2 separate regions of the Homo sapiens genome follow, and region 2 is linked to region 1. Evidence: read pairs that join two places in POLR2A ChIA-PET (ENCODE). Cell type or tissue: B cell. All regions are shown on one strand. Region 1 holds the start of MIR146B (microRNA 146b). Region 2 overlaps KCNIP2 (potassium voltage-gated channel interacting protein 2).

Region 1 (4,000 bases):
TTGGTAGGCCAAGGCAGGCGGATCACCTGAGGTCGAGAGTTCAAGAGCAGCCTGGCCAACCTGGTGAAACCCCATCTCTACTAAAAATAAAAAATCAGCCAGGCGTGGTGGTGTGTGCCTATAATCCCAGCTACTTGGGAGGCTGAGACAGGAGAATCACTTGAACCCGGGAAGCAGAGGTTGCAGTGAGCCGAGATTGCACCACCACACTCCAGCCTGGGCAACAGAACAAGACTCCGTCTCCAAAAAAAAAAAAAAAAAAAAAAAAATTAGCCAGGTGTGTTGGCACACGCCTGTAGTCCCAGCTACTCGGGGAGGCTGAGGCAGGAGAATCACTTAAACCTGGGAGGTGGAGGTTGCAGTGAGCTGATATTGCGCCACTGCACTCCAGCCTGGGCCACAGAATGAGACTCCATCCCAAAAAAAATAAATAAAAAGGAAAAAAGAAGAGGCATCTGAGAGAGGCTTTGAAGAATGTCCAGGATTCCAACAGACAGTGACAGGCAAGAGGTGTCCCCAGGAGCACTGAGGAAGGACCAGCATGAGAAGTGTGGAGCCGGAGCAGCAGGGGTTCACTAGTGGCAGGTTATGAGCAGGATGCGATGGAAGATCAGGCGTGAAAGCTAAGTGGAGGCCGTACTATAGAAGACTTTCTGGCAGGGTAAAGAGATTTGGGAGAGCCCCTGACGTCTTTGAGCATAAGAGTAGCCCGAGTCAAAGTTATTTAAAGGTTTGGCCAGTGGGCAAGATGTGGGCCTGCAGAAGCACCTGGCTGGGAAGTTGGGAGCCCAAACCATCAGCTGCCCCACGGCCTTGGCATTGATGTTGTAGCACTGCCGGGCACCAGAACTGAGTCCACAGGGCATTGCTAGAGCTCACAGCCTATGGAATTCAGTTCTCAGTGCCAGGTGGCCAAAGTTCTTTCAGCCTGGACGCTGCTCTTGCATGCTTTCTTCTGTGAATCGTCTCCCGTTCCCAGGATGAGTAAGTTGAGGCCCAGGATGGGTCACATAAGGAACTTGTGATACCAAGAGAACTCCTATTCCAGGGAGGGTCTGAGCTTGGAGCTGAAAATGGGGGCCCACAGCTAAGGAAATGGACAGGAGTTCCATAAATTCCAACAGGAATTGGAGTAGGTTAAGAGGGGAGGGGGCTCAGGGCCATGGCAGGGATCCATCTGTCGCTTCCTGCCCAGATGTGTTCCTGGTGGGGCCTGATGTGGGGCTGGAGGGGTGAGGGGCTGGGGAAAGAGCCAGAACACGCACACTGAGAAGGGCATCTCTATGCAAACCAAGGGGCTTTCTGAGCTAAAGGGAGTCCCCAAGATATGGATCCCCAAGATAGGAGCCCAGCCCAGGAGTCCTAGCTCCCCAGAAATCTCCCCAAAACCCTGAATAAAGATTTGAAGTACCTGGGATAGTGGAGTGGAGGAGAAAGAGTTCCCTGAAGCACACTTTCATTTTCTGGAGAGTTCAGCCGAGGGCTGGGTGCTCCCCTCACTCACATGGCAAAGCTGCAGCCTATCCCAGAGAGGGAAAGCCAAGCCTGCGCCTCAGGGGCACCCCATCCCGACCCCTGCTTGAATCCAGAGAGAGGGACAGCCACTTACCCACGAAACCTCCTCTCTATGGCTCCTGGGGCTGGATCTGCAACGATGTTCTCAGCCGGTGCTCCTTAAATAAGGCCCCCACCCCCGCCCCAGCCGCCTCCCGCCCCCGCCCCATGCTGGCTCTTCTGAGAAAGGAGGAAGGTGTGGGAGGGCCAGGAACCCTGCCCAGAGAGCCCTTTCTAACCTCAAGCCAGAGCGGGACCCCGCCCCCGCCATTCTTTGAAGCCTCCCCTTCCTCACCTTGGTCTCTAACTGAGTTCTTCCCACCCCTTGAGACCAGCCCGCTGGGCTCTCTCTCTACTCTGCCTGAAAAATCTGCCCTTTATGCCAAATTCAAGTCCAGTTTCTCATTTTGAAGCAGGATGATGGGGAATGGAGGTGCTAGGGGAAGCCTCAGCGTAGGTTTCTAGCTTTTCCCACCAGCTAAGGCGATCCAGGCACCCAAACACCAGCTGCAAAATTCACTGGAAGGAATGGCGGTGAAAAGGCATCCCTCTGCCTCCTTTAGCTCTGTGCCGCTTCAAGCAGTACCAAAGGGCAGTGGGGAGTCTGTTCCCATTTTGGGGAGAGAGAGACTGAGACCTGAGGGGAAAGAAAATCAGGGGCTGAAGTTCCAGCCAGCTTCAGAATCCCTCAGGGCAGGGATCCCGGGAGCCCCTACCTTACAGTATGTGTGTGTCCTTGTGTCTGTGGGGTTCCCTCTCCTCAGCCCACCTTCTGTCCTCGACCCCCCAGAACTTGACTCCTGCTGCACAGAGCTGGGACTCCCCAGAGTTTGAGTTGGGAAAGGAGGGACTCCCCCTAAGAAGTCTTTTCCATCCTCCTCCCTTGAAAGCTCAGGAAGTTCTTTCTGATACCAAGTCACATGCAGCTGCCATCCAGCAAACAGGGGATAGGGGAGAGGGGAAGGCACACAGTCAGAAATGGCTTGCAGGGGTCTTGGGCCAGAACTCAGGGCAGCTCTACTGAGGAAACTTGAAAGTTCCGGGAATGGAGGGTGGTAGGGAGAGAAGAGTCATCAGTATTGTGCAATGGACAGGGGGAAGCAGGAAAGGGGACGGGGGAGGAAAGGGATGGCTGGTCTCTGGAGGACAGGCAAAGGCCTGGGGCTGTGGGCTGCCCATCACCCCCTTCCTAGGGGCCTGCCCGGCCAGAGTTCAAAGTCGCTGTCACCCCACCCCTCATTAACCCTAGTATCACCAGGCTGGAGTGGCAGTGTTTTTATGGGCAAAGCGACGCGAATGTGCCCCTTCCTTCCCTGCTACCTCCCCCAAGCAGCCAACATCTTGCTGTCTCTGAGGCCAGAAGAGGAAGGAGGCTGTTGTGAGGACCAGAGGTGGAAGAGAAAGCAATAAGCAGTCATCCCGTTTTCTCCATAGTTTCTTCTTCTTCCTTCTCCTTCTTTTCTTCTTCTTTTTTTTTTTTTTTTTTTTTTTTGAGACAGGGTCTTGCTTTGTCACTCAGGCTGGAGTGCAGTAGCACAATCACGGCTTACTGCAGCCTTGACCTCTGGGGCTCAAATGATCCTCCCACCTCAGTCTCTGGAGTAGCTGGGACTACTGGCGTGTGTCACCATGCCCAGATAATTTTTTATTTTTTAAATTTTTTGTAGAGACGAGGTTTTGCCATGTTGCCCAGGCTGGTCTCAAATTCCTGGGCTCAAGCGATCCTCCCACCTCAGCCTTGCAAAGTGCTAGAATTACAGGTGTGAGCCACTGCAGCATAGTATCTTGGCACTGCCTTAGTCCCTAGGAGAGAGGAAAGATGGGACTTCTCTCTTGGACTGTGAGCTCCCTGAGGGCAGGGACAGCTTCCGGGTCCCCAGCACCCCACGAAGGAACTAGCACTAAAAAGGGCTCATCCCTGCTGATGGGGGATGGGAAATTTTATCCTTGAAGGGGACTCTTCCCCTTGTGACCCATTTCAGGGTTCCCAAGAGGGGAGGGCTGTGGGGCTTCCCCACAGGGCAGCACCGGGAATCTGTGGCAGCAGGAACAAAAAGAGGAAGTTGAAGTCTTGTTGGGCCCTGGAGTTCAGCTCTCCTGTCCTAGACAAGCAGCCCTGCCAACATGGGGGATGAAGGCCCCGGGGGGTAGGCATGGTCTACAGGCTGTCCATGACAGGGCTCAGGTGGATCCTCATCCTGGCACCTGCTACCACTCCACCTCTCCCAGACCACGTCCAAAATCCCAGGCTCCACCCTCCGGAGACACAGACCTGTAGCTCACCCCAATCTAGGGGAGACATTGCTGTTAAGGGAATGCAAAAGGTACAGACAGGGTGGGGAAGTCAGTACCTAAGAGACCAGCCTGGGCCACGTGGCAAAAACCCTGTCTCTACAAAAAAAAAAAAAAAAAAAAAAATTAGCTCGGCGTGGTGGCACGCGCCTGT
Region 2 (4,000 bases), 600 kb after region 1:
TCTCATTCAATCTGGAAAAGGTGAAGTTGATTGAGCTCTAACTTGCCATTCCTTTTAGATGGGAAAGGGGGAAGAGAGGGCATCTGGAAATCCCAGGAGTCTTGGGCTGAAGGCAGCCATTCTGTTCTCACCTTTAGAGGAGACAGAGGCTTAGAAGCAGGTAGGGGGCTGGGGTGGGGGGCAGGAGAGCCACCCCCGAGTCGGGCAACTACACCATTGGAGGCCCCAGGCGCAATCCAGCTTTGGGAAACTAGAGTCCAGGCTAATGGAGCCCTGGGCCAGAGGCCAGGAATGCCATCGATCCCCCTGCCTGGCCCACTGCCTCCCTCCCACCTCTCCATGGCTCCTGGGGTGGGAGGGAGGTAAGGATGTGTTGAAGGAGAGGAGGTGGTTACTCACCCAGTCACCTCCTGAGAACAGGGCCTGATCTGGAGGGTGAAGCCTGGATTGGGAGGGTGGGGTATATGGAGGGGGAGTAACCTTTAACTAAAGGAAGTTGGACCCCTCCAGGAATGGACTGAGGCCAACTTTAGTCACTGTGTCAGATCCAGTGGGATCTGATCCAGGAATCTGGATGCAGTGCAGCTGGGAGACACAGACACACACACACACACACACACACACACACACACACACACACACAGTAACACTGAGGGTCCTCTGGGGGTGCAATTAGAGCTGTAGAGCATGTGCAGAAATAAGGGAGAAGAGGGGAAGGGGAGCCATGATCAGTGGGCCATGGATAGCCCCACAATACACCAGAATACTCGCCTCCAAGATCTCTTATTGCCACAAAGTTTACTATTATTTCACCCTCAAAGAGCAAGCCATACTGGAAGAGACTGTGAAGGGGCCACAGTTTAGGGTAGATGAGTTAGCTGATGAGGAACCCTGCCCTTTGGCAGAAAGATTCTGGGCACCTTGGAATGAGGAGGGGTTACAGGAAAGAAAAGTGGGTGTACCCAGGAAAAATGAAGCCTCTGTGGGTGAGGTATTGAGGTACAGCCTTAGATATCTGGGTGCCATGGGGACCCAGGTCACAGTATGATATGGATATGTGTCATGACAACCTTGATATGTCTCATAATGTTATAAGGTCACAATGTCATAGTGTTCTTTGTAGACTCACATGTCATGATGTCCCAGAGGCATTGTGTGTTCTTGTGTGGTTTGATCATGCTGTGTGTGAGATGGCCTATATGGGTCTCCATGTGTATGCATCCTGTTTTACTTAGGTCACATTTGTATATGTTTGTGTTAAGGAGTTAGCAGGTCATTGTGTGTGTGTGTGTGAGCATGCATATTACGCCATCAGGTGTGAGTTACTGGATATCAAGCTGTCACTGGCACCCATCACTGTGATGTATTGTTCTACATGTCACTATACACGCCTGTCACTGTAGGTGTGTGTATGAGAGAGGTGTTCTTACCCAGGCAATCCTTGGGTTGGACATCATCCTGAGAGGTCCAGCCATGGCACTTGAGCCAAGGGTACTAGGTCAGCAAAGACACTGAGGCCACTGCCACCTCATCCTTGCCGCCTCGCTGTCACCGGCCACGTCCCATTAAACCAAGTGCCTGAGCCTCACCTCTATGGACTCACTGGGCTCCCCTAACCCGATTCCAACCACCCTTGCCATTCCTTTCCTCCCCTTAATTCCTCCCCCAGCCCGGTCCCCAGATGGGGTTGATTTGTGACTGGCGGGGAGGGGACAGGGAACAGAGGGACAATGGGAGTTAATGTGCCTTCCTGGGGTCTTCTCTCTTCCCAGGCCACCCTCCAGGGCCCACTAAAAAAGCGCTGAAGCAGCGATTCCTCAAGCTGCTGCCGTGCTGCGGGCCCCAAGCCCTGCCCTCAGTCAGTGAAAGCAAGTGCCTCTCATGTGCTTCCGGGGGCGGGGCTCGATGTGTGCGTGCGTGTCTGTGCATGAGTGTGTGCGCGTGTGCCCCAGGCCTGCGAGTGTGCGCATGCTCCAGGCCTGCATGTGTGGGGGGGCGTGCCCCAGGCCTGCGTGTGTGGGGGTGGGGCCTGCCCCAGGCCTGTGCGTGTGTATGTGTGTGCATGTGCGCGCGAGCGTGCCCCAGGCCGGCGTGTGTGTGTGGGGGGGCGTGCCCTACCCCTGCATGTGTGTGGAGGGCGTGCCCCAGGCCCGCGCGCGTGTGTGTGTGTATGGGGAGGCGTGCCGCACGCCTGCGTGTGGGGGAGGGGCGTGCCCCAGGCCTGCGTGCGTGTGTGTGTGTGTGTGTGTGTGTGTGTGGGCGTGACCAGCGTGGCGAGGGCGGGTGCTGGCAAGGCTGGAGCATAAGGGGGCGTGGCTACTGTGTGCGTGTGCGGCTGAAGCCAGCGTGTGTGGGCGTGGTCAGTTGGGAGCGGGTGTGTGTCACCGCTCCCGCAAAACTGTGGGACCCGAGAGTGTGGGTGTGACCATTGTGACCAGGCTGAGGCCTGAGCCTGTGTAGCTGTGGCGGCCTGTGTAGACCAGGCGGCCGTGAGGGTCTGTATGTGGCTTAGCTGGGTTAGTGTCTTCAACTCCGTGCGGCCGCCCCCTTCCCCACCGTGTTTTGGACCCCTGATGTGTGTTGCCTATGCCCCGACAGGATGGTGACAGGTGTAGAGGATGGCGCCTGCCCTCCTCCAGACGCCAGGGTATTTGGGTTTTCTGTGCCAGCCTGGTCCCCTGCTGAGTGATCTCCAGTTGAGTGACCTCGCTTTGTCTCTAGGTCTCCATTTCCTCAGTTGGGCCTTGCCCACCTCATAGGATCATACTGCATTTTGCAAACCATAAAGGCCCGCTTTGTAGTTATTTGAGCATGCTGTTGTGTTGGACTTAGATGGGTCCCACACGGGGGTGGATTCGGAAAAGGACAGGCGTGAGTCCCGCAAGCTTGTGTGCATGGGGTCCGTTTCGTGTGTGTCTGTGCTGGTTGGGTGTGCCTTTGCACGGGCTGGGTTGTGAGGTTTGCTCTGAGTGTGAGGGGCCAGGTGTGTGTCTGCAGTTGGCCGGGTCTTCCGCTTTCTCGGTGACAGTTCGCTCCCTTCAGCATTAGCCGCCCCAGCCTCCCTCCGCCCCCACAGACCCCGCCTGCTGGACCCAGGTGACTTACGCTCCTGGTGGGGGCGGGGCGGGGCAGGGCGGCTTTGCCATCTTGGGGTGGGGGGCACTTGCCTGGGGGCTGGACGTTGGGGGCGGGGCAGGATTGAGATGGGGCCGGGGGTGGGGTCTGGATGGAGGTTGGCTGAGCTGGGCGGGGCATGGCTCAGGCATGGCTGGGATAGATGGGGCTGGGCGGGGCGAGGGGAGGGGCTGGGTGGGACGAGGGGAGGGTTTGGGCGGGGCAAGGCTGGGGCTGGGCGGATCTGAGTTGGTCCCCGAAGGCCCGGAGCTCTGACCCTCAGACGCCCCCTCTTGAACTGGCTTTTCCCACTCCTCCCTTTCTAAAACGAAGATGCGGCTGGGGGCCTTCCCCTCCAACGAGGGATCGAGGGCCGCGGGGCGAGCACTGAGTCGGATCCCTGGCTCTGGGGCCAGGCCAGGCCTTGGCCCGCTGATAGACCTCGAAGATGGCCATCATCTTTTCTCCTTACCTCAGTGTCCTTGGCTCGGGGCCCAGGGAACTGGCAGCCTGGTCTCCGGCATCGGATGGGACCGGGGGGCGGGGAGGGGGTGAATGGGGCAGTGATTTGAAGAGGGGTCGCGGAGGCTGGGCCTGAGGCGCGGCTGTCCTCACCGCTCCCGCAGACAGCGTGGACGATGAATTTGAATTGTCCACCGTGTGTCACCGGCCTGAGGGTCTGGAGCAGCTGCAGGAGCAAACCAAATTCACGCGCAAGGAGTTGCAGGTCCTGTACCGGGGCTTCAAGAACGTGAGTGCAAGGCGAGGCCAAACTCAGCGAGGGTGGGACAGGAGGACCCAAGCCGGTCCACAGCTTCCCAGAAAGCATGGCTTGGATGCTTGAGGTGTGGGCGGAAGGGAGGCAAGGCCCTGAGACTGAACTTCT

The links. ChIA-PET counts read pairs that join two places held together with the same protein. Peaks named below come from ENCODE experiments on the same cell type or tissue, not always from the same donor. Only the 100,000 strongest peaks of a DNase experiment are listed, where the experiment ranks them.
Region 2: POLR2A ChIA-PET joins it to region 1 with 5 read pairs; 1 of 35 experiments calls an interaction of 5 or more read pairs at or near these places.

Annotation. Positions count from the first base shown.
Region 1 is chr10:102,433,421-102,437,420 of GRCh38, reverse strand. It overlaps MIR146B (microRNA 146b), which reads right to left and starts at 909; the gene lies at 837-909. RefSeq lists enhancers at 3,212-3,845, 3,846-4,000. In B cell, no CTCF peak of the experiment used is centred here; DNase peaks (open chromatin) are centred at 1,641 and 3,680; H3K4me3 peaks cover 404 bases.
Region 2 is chr10:101,828,940-101,832,939 of GRCh38, reverse strand. KCNIP2 (potassium voltage-gated channel interacting protein 2) reads left to right here. Exons shown (of 10, transcript NM_173191.3): 2 at 1,773-1,868; 3 at 3,043-3,096; 4 at 3,741-3,865. Among named protein-coding and RNA genes, the nearest start is that of KCNIP2-AS1, 12 kb to the right of the region's middle. RefSeq lists an enhancer at 1,584-2,100 and silencers at 2,236-2,315, 3,106-3,205, 3,326-3,375. In B cell, no CTCF peak of the experiment used is centred here; DNase peaks (open chromatin) are centred at 2,059 and 3,049; H3K4me3 peaks cover 1,765 bases; H3K27ac peaks cover 3,039 bases.